3 separate regions of the Homo sapiens genome follow, and regions 1 and 3 are each linked to region 2. A link is an interaction called in ENCODE POLR2A ChIA-PET data of the cell type or tissue named here. Cell type or tissue: MCF 10A. All regions are shown on one strand.

Region 1 (4,000 bases), 63 kb before region 2:
CAGTGGCTTAGGAAATTACAGTTGAGTTCCGTGAACTCCAGGGAGTTTGCTCACAGTCGTCTGATTTCTGGTCCTTTTAAAGCATCACCTGTTTCCCCTTATATTCACTCCGGCCTCAGTTTCCCCATCTCCTGCCAGCCCTCCAAACCTCAGATGAAAGCCTAGAGCTGCACATGTCCCTCCCCTGGACTAGCTCTCAGGGGACCTTGTTTTCCCAGGCAGGCTGGCTTCTCAGGGAAAGGACTGTTTTCTCTCTGGTTCCAGCCTATTGTCATGCCTGGGTGGACAAATGGGGAGCCGGTGAGGTGAGCACCCTGGGGAGGGATTGCAGAAAAGCACATCTTGGCTCTTCTTAACCTCTGAGTGACATTTAGCATTTCCTCCCATCTTAAATGCAAGCAGCATTCCCCAAAAGCAGTATTAGCAATACCTGTGGTTTTTGTTGCTGAAATATCAGAACTTTTCATCTCAGAGCTGTTGCATGAAATCTGTAAATATTTTCTCTCTTTTTTATTTTTATTTTTAAAGACAAGGTATTGCTTTGTTGCTTGGGCTGGTATTGAACTGGGAAAATGACCCTCCTAACCCAGCCTCCCAAAATGCTGGCAGTACAGGGGGGTACCACCACGCCTGGCTGGAAATATTGTTTATACTCCTCGATCAACTGGAGTGACAGAGGCGGCCTGGTTTTATCATTTCAGGTGCTAATAACAAAAGAAGTTCTGACTCTGGGTACATGTACCGATCCACTCCTCCTATCAGGATAACAAAATACCTGGCATCCCCAAAGTGACATGCCACAAGTCTTAAAGTGTCTGATGGCACCATTTCCCCAGTCCCGTGCATCACTTATCGTAGGCATTGGTGAAACCCCACTTGTCAGCTAGAGTGGTCCCTGCCTGCACACATGAGCCTTCTGCCTGTCCTGGACTCAGACAGTGGCCCTGACTGTGGGCCTCTGCCTACTTTCGGACACTCCCTTCTGCCCGTGGGACTTGGGCAAGTTGTCTACCTGCCAACTCCCCACCCTAGTACCTCCCCCTCCTTCCTTCCTTCCCTCCCTCCCTCCCTCCTTCCCTCCTTCCTTCCTTCCTTCCTTCTTTCTGTCACCCCAGCTGGAGTGCAGTGGCATGATCATGGCTACTTGAGCCTTGAGACCCCCGGGGGGATCCTGGGGGAGAGGGATCTTTCCGGTCTACTTCCAGGCTGGATGTCAGAACCTGGGATTCTGTAAAGTGACCAACTTTGCCCTACAGCTCAAGGCCTGCCTGGGATCTCCTTGGCCACCGTCGAGACCTGTATCTGAGCTCAGAGCCCTGGGAATGCACTGGGTGCTGCCCCACGGCTTTGAAGAGACATGGCTGAAGGTGTGGAGCTACTTTGCTCTAGGGCCTTTTTGAGTCAGAGCTCTCTGGGGGCAACCAGGGACTGGGAGACAGACGGGGTCTGTGGCAGGGGACACAGCCAGGCCAGTGGCAGGGGCCAACACAGAACAGATTGCATCTCCAAATGTGGAAGCATCTTGGCAGTGAGCTACCATTGCTGTGGGCATACAAGAGGCTAAGCAGACTTTTGACAAAAGGCTCTGCTTGTCGGGGGTTGTTGGCATCAAGTAAGGCTTGTTTAAGGCGATCCTTGTGCGGCAGGAAGTCAGAGATGGGAGAGATGTGTTGGTGAGGAAAGCTGGTTGGGGGGCTTCCCTTTGTCCTTAGAGAATGACTGAGTGTGCCCCGTTTGGGAAGGGCCATGTGGGTGAAGGGGCAGGGGTCTCATCTGGATGAGGCCTGGAGGTGGGTGCGAGAGAGGTTCCACATGGAGGTGTGATGAGGACACCAGCAGGAGGCTGACCAGGGCATGGGGCCATGGCAACGCCTGGGTGACGTCCCTATGAGGTGGCGGGGCTGGGAGTGAGGAAGGGCCAGGCCCCCACGGATGGGGGAAAGGGAGAGGCACATTGTGAAGGTGCCTGCCGGGCTCCTCCTGGGTGAAGCTTTTCTCTTGAGACCCACCTCCAGGTTTTAGGGGGCTGGGGTCTGCACCTCTCTTTCAGGGCTTCCTTTTCACCTTCCAAGCTTCCAGGCAGAGGCTAGCAGGAGAGGTACGCCTGGGCTGGGGGCCTTGTCTCCAAGATGCATCACAGACTCACTCTGTGTGTGACCTTCCCAGCTTGGGGCTGCACGGAGCAGTAATGTCTCAAAATGATACTGGGGACTCCTATAGGGTGGTCAACTTTTCACTACCCCAGAGAAGGACACTAAAATCAAAGTGGCCAGGCATGGTAGCTCAGCCTGTAATCCCAGCACATTGAGAGGCTGAGACAGGAGGATCACGAGCTCAGGAATTTGAGACCAGCATGGGCAACATAGTGAGACCCCGTCTCTACAAAACATTAAAAACTTAGCTGAGTGTCTTGATGTATATATACTCCCAGCTACTCAGGAGGCTGAGGCAGGAGGATCACTTGAGGCCAGGAGTTCGAGGCTGCAGTGAGCCCTGATCATGCCACTGCACTCTAGCCTGCACTGCACTCTAGCGAGACTCTGTCTCCAACAAAAAAAGAACAAAAAACCAAATGGATCTTGTTCCGCATAGGGCAGACAGGACCCAGAGGACACAGCAGTCCACAACAAAGGCACTGGATTCTGAATGGCCCCTGTCTTGTTTGGGGAGAGGGGAACTGTTGGTCCCCGTCTGTGTTCCGAGGCTTGGTGACAAATTCTAGCAAACCTTAGTGGTTTAAAACAGCAGTCCACATAGATGGTCTCTCACAGTTCCTGGGAAGCAGGACCCTGGGCTCCATGGCAACCTGGTTCTGCTCTAAGGTCTCAACTGAGGTGTCAGTGCCTGGGTTTACCTCGAAGGTATTGTAGTGGGGTAGGTTGGGCACCCCCCTTCACATCCAGCTGGAGCCTTGGAGCAGGACCTCCTGTAGAACCAGGGTCTTGGCAGACATCCTCAATGAGTGACGTCGAGACCAGGCCATCCTGGATTAGGGTGGGCCCTGGACCCGTAACAGGTGATCGTCTAAGAGAAAGAGGAGGGGGATCTGAGATGCACAGATCGGGAACCAGCCATGAAGACAGGCCAGAGACTGGAGTGTGTGGCCATGCGCCTGAGGCACCTGAGCCACCAGGAGCTGGAGGAGGCTGTGCAGGGTCCTCCCCAGAACCTTTGGAGGGAGCATGCCCGGGACACCTCAATGTGGGGCTTCTGGCTGCAGAGTTGCGAGGAAATACCTCCCTTGCTGTTGTGAACCACCCAGGTTGTGGTAACTTGCTGTGGCCACCCTGTGATGCCAGTATACCTCCTTCCCTCATGTCTGGTGCCAAGGCCGGGAGAGTCAAATACCTGGGGCTAAAAGCATTGGGGTTCCTCAGATGATCCTCTTTGCACCCCTGCATAGGGTGTCTGCCCACACGGCCTCAGGGTCATGAGTTTTCTGCAGGCAGCCACCTGACCTGTCCAGCCGGACATGTGTCTCCCCCATGGGTCAGTTTGGGCAGCAGGTTGGGTCCCGTGTAAGGCTCAGGGCTGCTGGGCTCTGATGTCACCTGTTGCCACGGTGACTCTGGTTGCTAGGATCAGACTACTCCCTTCCTGGGCACACTGTATCCCGAATCCCCAGAAGAACCAAGGGGATCCCCCAGCACAAGGCTCGTTGGGGAGGGAGTCCTTGGCGCTCAGATTTGAGAGAGAGAGTCGGGGCTGGCCAGGGGGCGTGGCTTGGGCAGAGGAGAGTGCTCATGGTGACCCTGGAGGAGACCCTCCCTTCCCTCGTTCATTGCTCCCAAGGCCAGGTGTCTCTAAAGGAAGCCAGTTGTGGAGAATGTTGGTCCTGCAGTGGCGATTAATGCAAAGATGCCCTGAACAAAGCAGGACACACGTGCCTGCCTGCTACCCCTGCCCAGCTGCTGTTCTTGGACGCATGTGCTCTTCTGGTGGGACCCGTGAATACGTGGCTCACGGTCCTGGGGCACACCCCATTGTGTGAGGCTGGGGG
Region 2 (4,000 bases):
TAGAACAGGGTCCTCCCAGGGTGGCCCCAGGAGCGTGAGTGCCACAGGGAATGTGTGCTGGGTTCACCCAGGCTGCCTCTAGCTTGGACATTCTAAGGCTGACGGGGAAACTTCTATGGCTTCCTTGAGTCTAAACTTGCTCCATGGCCCCTGTCTGTCTTCATGAGGACTCTGAGGGTCCTTGGGGGCTCCCTTGGGTTGAGTCCCTGGGGAGTCAGCCTTGCTGATAATCACCCTGGGGGGTCAGGGACCTACCTCCACCCTCTAGTCAGTAGGATCCCCAAAAGAGCAAGGTAGTAGCAGGCGCTTAAAGCACATGCGGGGGACAGAAAGGGGCAACATCGGGTGCCCAGAAGGTGACGGGCACAGACAGACCCTGAGCACTGGCTGTCAGTCCGTGGCTCCTGCCTGCTCATGGCCTCAGGCGGAGCAGCCACGATTGGCCACTGTCCTGCCTGGTGCCCTAAGACAAGCGTGGCCCCAGCCAGCAGGCAGGGCCAGGAGCTCCCACTTGGGCTTCTGGGGCTTCTGATGAATTCTCCAATCTCCCCTTCGACCTCTCCCACGCTTTGTAGGCATGCAAACAAGTGTCTGGTCAAGGACGAAGGGTCCTTGCTGAGGATCACTCACACAAGGAACCACAGGTAAGCACTTGGGCGGCGGGGGTGGGGGGGAGGCGGGGGTGGTGGTCTTGCCATCCGTCACTCCCTACTCACTTCCTGGATGCCAACGATCTGGATCACAGTGAGGTCTGGGCCCTGCCTCAGGGTGGTGGGAACAGCAGGGGCAGGAAGGCTGGGCCCAGTCCCCGGGGAGAGGCTGAGGCCAGCCTGCCCTCCCTGCCCCCATGCCCTGCACCCCGAGCCTGTGATTCACCGGATGAGGAATTCATTCCCTCTCCCCTCTCACTGCCAACACCACAGCGTCCCAGGAAGAGTCCATGTTTCCCACGTCCAGCTGCCACACAGCTGAGTGGCTGGAATTCTAACTGCCCAACTGGATGGGACACCAGATATCCCTCTGGCTGTGCAAAATTGGTGTCCCAAGGGAATGTGACCCTGCTCTTCCAATATCTCCAGCCTCTCTTGCTCTGTCCCCTTTCCCTGGAATCCCAGCTCTGGAGGGAACGGCAGGGCTGGGCTAGCAGATCGCAGTACCAGCACCACAAGACCTAGTGGAACCATCGTGTGATCATCCAGAAGGCCCCAGAAATGGAGATGATGCTTAGTGAGTTTTCAAAAACAGAACACAAACTGTTTCTATCCTTAGAAAAACAAAAAGTTGAAAAAGTTGATAAGATCACAGACTTGTCTTTCCTTCCAGATTTTCACTAATGCTGTTAGGTTTTGTTTTGTTTTGTTTTGTTTTTTTCCTAACAATCGTTTGTTTTGAAGGGGAGGCTGTCATATTCACTCAGAACACACACAAATGTAGTTTTATAAAATGGCCCCAGTCCCTAGACCCATGGCTTCCGCCTGTGGCCAAAGTCACAGCAGCCATGCCTCCAGCCCACAAGCACTAATGGTTTTTCTTCCCCACTCCCTCACTTCTGTTGAAAGGCTGGGCAGCTCGCCAGAGGTACGGCAGAGATGCTGGCTGTGACATGCAGGGGAAGAAGGAGGCTGGCCCAGGACCACAAGGCGGGCGGTAGGCCAGCCCAGTCCGGGCCACGCTGGCCTCCCCGGCTTGGTTTGGTCCCATGTGCAATTTCCCATCTTACGTGGCGGCACTGGAGGTGCTACCTAATCCCTGTGGATGGAAGCTCAGGGCAAAGCGTGGGGGCCTTCTCGCAGCCACACAGCTGTGGGGGTCCTGAGTGGCCACCATATCCAGCCTCCACTGTTCCTGTGCAAGTCCTTCTGAGGCTGGCAGGCTCTTAGGTTTCTCAAGTCCAGGCCTGGTGTCTTTTAGCAGTAAAATTTAGCGAACTCAGAGCACCCATGTACCAAGGGCACGGCTCTGTGCTTGCATGTTTGCTGGGGGCGTGGGGACCTCACAGTAATGCTCCATGCAGGCGTGTGGACAGGCCTGGAAGGTGGGCATGGGCTCCAACTCGGGCCCTGTTACTCGCTTGTTTGTTTGCTCTTTCTCTCTTTCCCCTCCTGGGCCTCAGTTTCCCCATCTGTCAAATGGGGTAATGGACCCCTCTCCTACCTGAAGCTCTGAGAGAGGAGGGGAGCAGTGCATGGAATGGGGACACTGATCTCAGGCCCTGCTGCCCTGCTGGATGTCATCTCAGCCTCCTCCTGGCCTGAGAGGGACCCAGTGCACCCCACTCGCGGACCTGCCAGGGCCACCCCTCCAGGATGCAATTTGTGCCCTGAGTCCAGCTGGTCGCCTCCTGGGACCCCTCTGGCTCCAGCACAGCTGCAATGCAGGCAGGTGTGGAGGACCAGGGCAGGTGGGTGTCTCTGCCATTGAGGGTCCTGCTTGGGCAGGTGGGCTTCCCCTCTGTGGGGCCTCTGGAGCAAACATCCTGTTCCAAATCTTTGTCTTCTTAAGATCAGGGCCACTCCATGGGCGGTGATAAGGCTTCCTTCCTCAGACCTGAGGCTCGAAGTGTTTCCCTGTTGGTGGATGACCTCCCATCTCGCCCAGGCTGAGACTGCCCGAGGGCACCCACCTGCCTGGGAGACCCCCAAGGTTCTGGTTTCTTCTCACACCCAGTGGTGGAACTGCAGCTGCCTAGAAGACCACTCTCGGCAGCTCAAGCACCTTGTGAGCCGGCCAGGGTCCCCAGGACTTAAGGCCCCCAGGTCCCTCCTGGGTGTCGGCAACCCTTCCCAGTCCAGGCTGCCCAGCCCTGCCTGGAGCTCTCCCAACCCGCACCTCCTCCTGCCCGCCGGCCCAGCTGGGATTACTGACACATACTTTGAACGAGTCCCAGCAGGCACAGCGGCTCCTGTGCCCGCGGCCACGCACTTGCCAGTTTCCCTGGGCGGCAGCGGCACGTTTTGCCGGGGAAGGAATGTGGAAGCAGCAACGTGAGAGACACCTCCAGGGTGTCACCTGGGGAGGCCAGTAGGGAGGCCAAGGAAGAGGCCATGTGCCCCTCACCAGCCTCAGGGCTGTAACCAGTGAGGGGTGGGGTGGGGGATTGTCCAACATTAAAGTGCACAGCCTGGGCCACGGAGCAAGACCCCATCTCAACAAAAAATGAAAAATACTAGCCAAGCGTAGTGGCACGAGCCTGTAATCCCAGCTACTCACAAGGCCAAGATGGGAGGACTGCTGGAGCCCAGGAGGTCGAGACCAGCCTGGGCCACATGGTTTCTTCTAGAGAGAGAAATGGTTTCTTGTAGAGAGAGAAACCCATCTCTACAAATATACAAAAATTAGCTGGGAGTGGTGGTGCTCGCCTGTGGTCCCAGCTACTCAGGAGGCTGAGATGGGAGGATCACTTGAGCCCATGAGGGTCGAGGCTGCAGTGAGCCAAGATCACATCACTGCACTCCAGCCTGGGTGACAGAGCGAGACCCTGTCTGTGGGGCTGTACAGGTCTCCTTTGTGAATGACATTCCTTTTCTTCGGCCTCGGTAGCTGCAGCTCAGCACCTCCCTGGTACCACTTGGGGCACAGGCTCTCATCCCTAGGGAGCTTTTTCTCTTTGGGAGCCAGAACCAGCCTCCTTGGCACCTGCAACCTCTGCCCCAGCCCCTGCCCCTTGAGCCACAGTCTAATCCTTCTTCCCCAGCCAATAGCCTTCAGAGACATGAAGCGGGTCTTCTGAACAGAAACAGCAACCAGCCCTTCAACTACTCTTAAAGGGGGCAAGTTAGAAGTCTCACGTTTGGGTCAAAAATCCAATGGATGAGGGCTACAGGCAGTGGTCCACATTGAGAGAGCCCCCCCACCCCCATTACTCCAGGTGTGGCTTCAGGCTGGCTTTCTCAGACTAGAGTCCCAACAGAGGGACGTGGTTGGTTTGTTTTTAAATTTCCATTATTACAAAATCCACAGAAATGGTTGCAGCACCGTCAAACCGCTACAATGTCACCAA
Region 3 (4,000 bases), 73 kb before region 2:
TGTAGGCTGAGGGGAAACACCACACAAAGACTTGCTCTTCCAGAGAAATCAAAAGCGAAGTGCAACAATGGGAGTGGGAACCATCACCAGGTTTCCCCCAGCTTTGGGACGAGCACCACCTTGCCACCCCACCCCACTCTGGTCAGTCAGACATGTAAAGAGACGGGGATGCCCCCCCACAGACCCTGGGAGGCCACCGCCCTTGCAGGAAATCCTCGCTTCTGGAGGCACTCCAGACCTAGGTGAGAGAAAGGCACACCCCGGGGACACTCTGGGGACCTCCCTTCAAGTGACCTAGTTCTCACACACACGCTGGCATCTGCCCTGCTCTCCAGGTGATGGTGGCCCCTACACAACGACCCCACATTTCTCTTCAAGACTTTAGACCCTCCTCCCAATTCCTGCCCCTTGACAGCCAGCTTTGCAGCCGAAACCCCCCTCCCAAACCCAACAGGCATTCTCCGCTGTGATGCGAGTAGCCTCCCTCCTGTTCCCCAGGCAAGAACCCCGTCTCCAGCCTCCTCCTGCGTGTTCTCAGCACACCAGTCAGCCAGGTGACCCGATGTTCTACTCAGAGCTGCCCCACGGCTGCCGCCCGATCAGGTCCTTGCAATAGGCTGCCTTGGTCCACAACATAATGCCCACACTGTGCTCTAAATGCTGCCTCTGGCAACCCAAAAGGAAGTAGAGACAGCATCCCAGCACTCGCACAAGACGGCAGAGAACCACTGCTCTGTCCCAACTATGATGCAATGGGGAGTAAAGGAAAGTGACTTCACAACCACGCTAGAGGACCAAGGGTGGCGGCCAGAGAACCACCCTTACCAGGCTGCTCATGCACTGACACCACCAACCTCAAGGGCAAGCCATGTCCATGAAGCAACTACTGTAGCTTTTCCTTCTGGAAACTGAATTCTTGCTGTGATTCTGAAGAGAACAATACACAGTCATCTTTGATTTATAAGGTGATTTTGTTCCTGGAACTTCAGAACACCTGTTAAAACTATGCACAAAAATTTTTTTTTCATATTTATAACAGGTCTGGGACATCAGACGACCTCCCCTACATGAAGGTCAGACAGGAAGTGTTCTTGCCACTGCCAAAGGTGCCAGTGCTGCCACCCAAAAATGCCACCACAGATTACCAAATTCCTTTTTCTGGGAACCGCGGACCCCCTCCGAGGGCCACTGCACACCCCAGCAGGCTTCCCACCCAGTATGCACCCTACTCCTGACAGGTCTCCAAACTCTGCCAGCCAGCGCACTCACCTCAGGGATTCTGCCCTGATTGTCCCGGGCCACTCCTTCACATCTCTGCTCACATGGCACCTGTCAAATGACACTCAGCCCCTTCCGGATGGTCCTGGTATCTCCCTGCCTTCCCTCCACCAGTGTGGGCAGCTCTGTGTGGCACTCACCGTCACAGCCACTGCCCCCGTGGAGCCTCATGCTCATCAAGCAGGGCTTCCTTTGCCCAGAACAGGCCTTCCTCCCCAGCCTCCCACCCTCTTCCGCTGGGCACTGCACAAGTGACTCACCACCAAGGAGAGGAGAAAACAATGGCAAAAGAATGTTTATCAGGCCCATAGGGCTCATGAAGATCAACTGTACACATCTGCAGATGTGCTTTCCCTAAAAATTAAGTTCGTCACGAAAAACCTATCGCATCAACAAGGAATTGCATGCTTTTTAAAAACTGTACTCATGTGTGGGTCAGTCTGAACATTCTTTTGACCATAAAAATGTGGGAAAATGGGGTTGTAGATGCTGTTAACTACTGAAGGCAAAAGTGTGGCAGCTCAGTGATGTCAGACACAAGAGGGAGGGAAGGATGTGTGTTCAAAATCTGTTTTCTAAACCTGCCCCCAGGTCCTCAGCTGATGAGTAGGTATAAATTTTTTTAAGAGCTAAGGGTCCTGCTCTGTTACTCAAGCTGGAGTGCAGTGGTTATGATCACAGCTCACTGCAACCTTGACCTCCTAGGTTCAAGTGATCCACTCTCCTGCCTCAGCCTCCCAAGTAGATTGCACTACACAGGTGTGAGCCACAGTGCCTGGCTAGTACAAATATTTTAAGGAAAATGTCACCACCAAAATTGCCAGAAGATGTATTCATAGTATTTTAAATATAAATCAATAAATTTGATTGGTGAGTGAGCAACTGCATTCCCATCTACAGAAGGTACAAAGCACAGGCACATCTAACTGCCTCCGTTCCCAATCCCCAGGATGAGTATAGATGATAGCTTCTTGGCCATTTGTACCTAAATCAAACCTATAAAATACTTAAAAGTTTCCCGCATAGCGTATATGGTACTGCAAAAATAACTTGCTGTATGACACAAATGGAAAGATGTCTCATGTCTAGCCATGCTACCACTGGAAGCCCTTTGGAAATGAATCTTTCTAGCTTGCTGGCATCCCTTCAGGGAGTAAAAACTATTTTAATACATTCTGCCTAGAAGGCTTTCAAAATATACTATTTTGAGGACATAGGAAAACCCAAACTCAGTTTCTCACACACTCTTATAACACAGGTCGCTTCTCACACCACATGAGCAGGGGTTTCTCCCTACATGCCAAGCAAGCAACCAGTTCTGCGTTCTGCAGCAGACACCAGCTAGGTGTCGTTTAATTCAGTTCAATTCTGACACTGTCTACCTGGAGGCAATCACAAACTCCAGGTTATTTTACCTGTGCTTCTGGACAGCCATCTATAAATCAGGGTTCCCATAACTCCTTCCCCTTGGGTTCAATTAATTTGCTAGAGTGGCTCACAGAACTCAGAAAAACACTAAAGGTTACTGGTTTTTCATAAAGGATGTTACAAAGGATACAGATGGAGAGATGCAGTGGGCGGTGTATGAGGGAAGAGACACGGCGCTACCTTTCCCTCCTGGCTGTGCCATTCTCCAGGAACCTCCATGAATTCAGCTTTCTGGAAGCTCTCTGAAAACCCAGGCAGGCCTTTCGGGTATTTCCCATCAACAAGGAATTTCATGCTGTTTCTTTTTTTTCTTTTTTTTTTTTTTGAGACAAAGTCTCGCTCTGTTGCCCAGGCTGGAGTGCAGTGGCGCGATCTCTGCTCCCTGCAAGCTCCACCTCCCGGGTTCACGCCATTCTCCTGCCCCAGCCTCCCGGGTAGCTGGGACTACAGGTGCACACCACCACACCTGGCCTATTTTTTTGTATTTTTAGTAGAGTCGGGGTATCACCATGTTCGCCAGGATGGTCTCAATCTCCTGACCTCATGATCCACCCGCCTCAGCCTCCCAAAGTGCTGGGATTACAGGCGTGAGGCACTACGCCCAGCCTCATGCTGTTTCAAAATTGTACTTAAGTGTGGTTCAGTCTGAACATTCCTTTGTACAAATGTGGAAACACGGGGCTGTAGATGCTGTTAACTACTGAAGGCAAAAGTGTGACTTCATGGTATAGGTGTGATTGATTAAATTATTGGCTATTGGTGACCAGCTCAATCTTCAGTCCCTCTCCACTCTGGGAAAATTGGAGGGTGGGGCTGAAACCCTCTAATCCTGCCTTGGCCCTGTGACTAGCCCTACCCTGAAGTTTCGTAGGGGCTGCCCATCACTGGTCAACTCATTAGGGTACAAAAAGACATCATCACTTCGGAGATTCCAAGTATTTTAGCCAGGAAATGGGAGGCAGGCCAGATATGTATTTTGCAATCCACAACTATAGACTTCTAACTTCCTGAAATGTTCATGGACTGAATCAACTCTCCTGTCCACTTCATGCTGTACACCAGCAGTGAGCCCTGGGCCTCAAGGGTGTGGGAGAATGTCTGCCTTCTAAACAGAATCATTTTCAATTGCTGTGCCTGTGAAAATCTGCCTGCCTTTTATGCTTTCCCTGTCTCTTCTCTTGTCATTTAGGCTTCTCCTGTTATCAGGGCCTGTAAGAAGCACCACCCTTCCCAGTCTGTTGGCTGACAACCGGCTGCAAGCCCTTGTTACCACTGTGTGAGAACCAGGAAACCA

Evidence for each region. Peaks named below come from ENCODE experiments on the same cell type or tissue, not always from the same donor. Only the 100,000 strongest peaks of a DNase experiment are listed, where the experiment ranks them.
Region 1: POLR2A ChIA-PET joins it to region 2 with 6 read pairs; 7 of 35 experiments call an interaction of 5 or more read pairs at or near these places.
Region 3: POLR2A ChIA-PET joins it to region 2 with 9 read pairs; 8 of 35 experiments call an interaction of 5 or more read pairs at or near these places.

What each region holds. Positions count from the first base shown.
Region 1 is chr1:228,075,112-228,079,111 of GRCh38, reverse strand. It overlaps LINC02809 (long intergenic non-protein coding RNA 2809), which reads left to right and starts at 2,562. Exons shown (of 1, transcript NR_158166.1): 1 at 2,562-4,000. RefSeq lists enhancers at 3,216-3,716, 3,717-4,000. In MCF 10A, no CTCF peak of the experiment used is centred here; no DNase peak of the experiment used is centred here.
Region 2 is chr1:228,012,381-228,016,380 of GRCh38, reverse strand. All of the region lies in intron 1 of WNT3A (Wnt family member 3A), which reads right to left. Among named protein-coding and RNA genes, the nearest start is that of WNT3A, 7.4 kb to the right of the region's middle. In MCF 10A, no CTCF peak of the experiment used is centred here; DNase peaks (open chromatin) are centred at 910, 1,580 and 2,880.
Region 3 is chr1:228,085,547-228,089,546 of GRCh38, reverse strand. All of the region lies in intron 1 of ARF1 (ARF GTPase 1), which reads right to left. Among named protein-coding and RNA genes, the nearest start is that of ARF1, 4.8 kb to the right of the region's middle. In MCF 10A, no CTCF peak of the experiment used is centred here; DNase peaks (open chromatin) are centred at 1,536 and 3,716.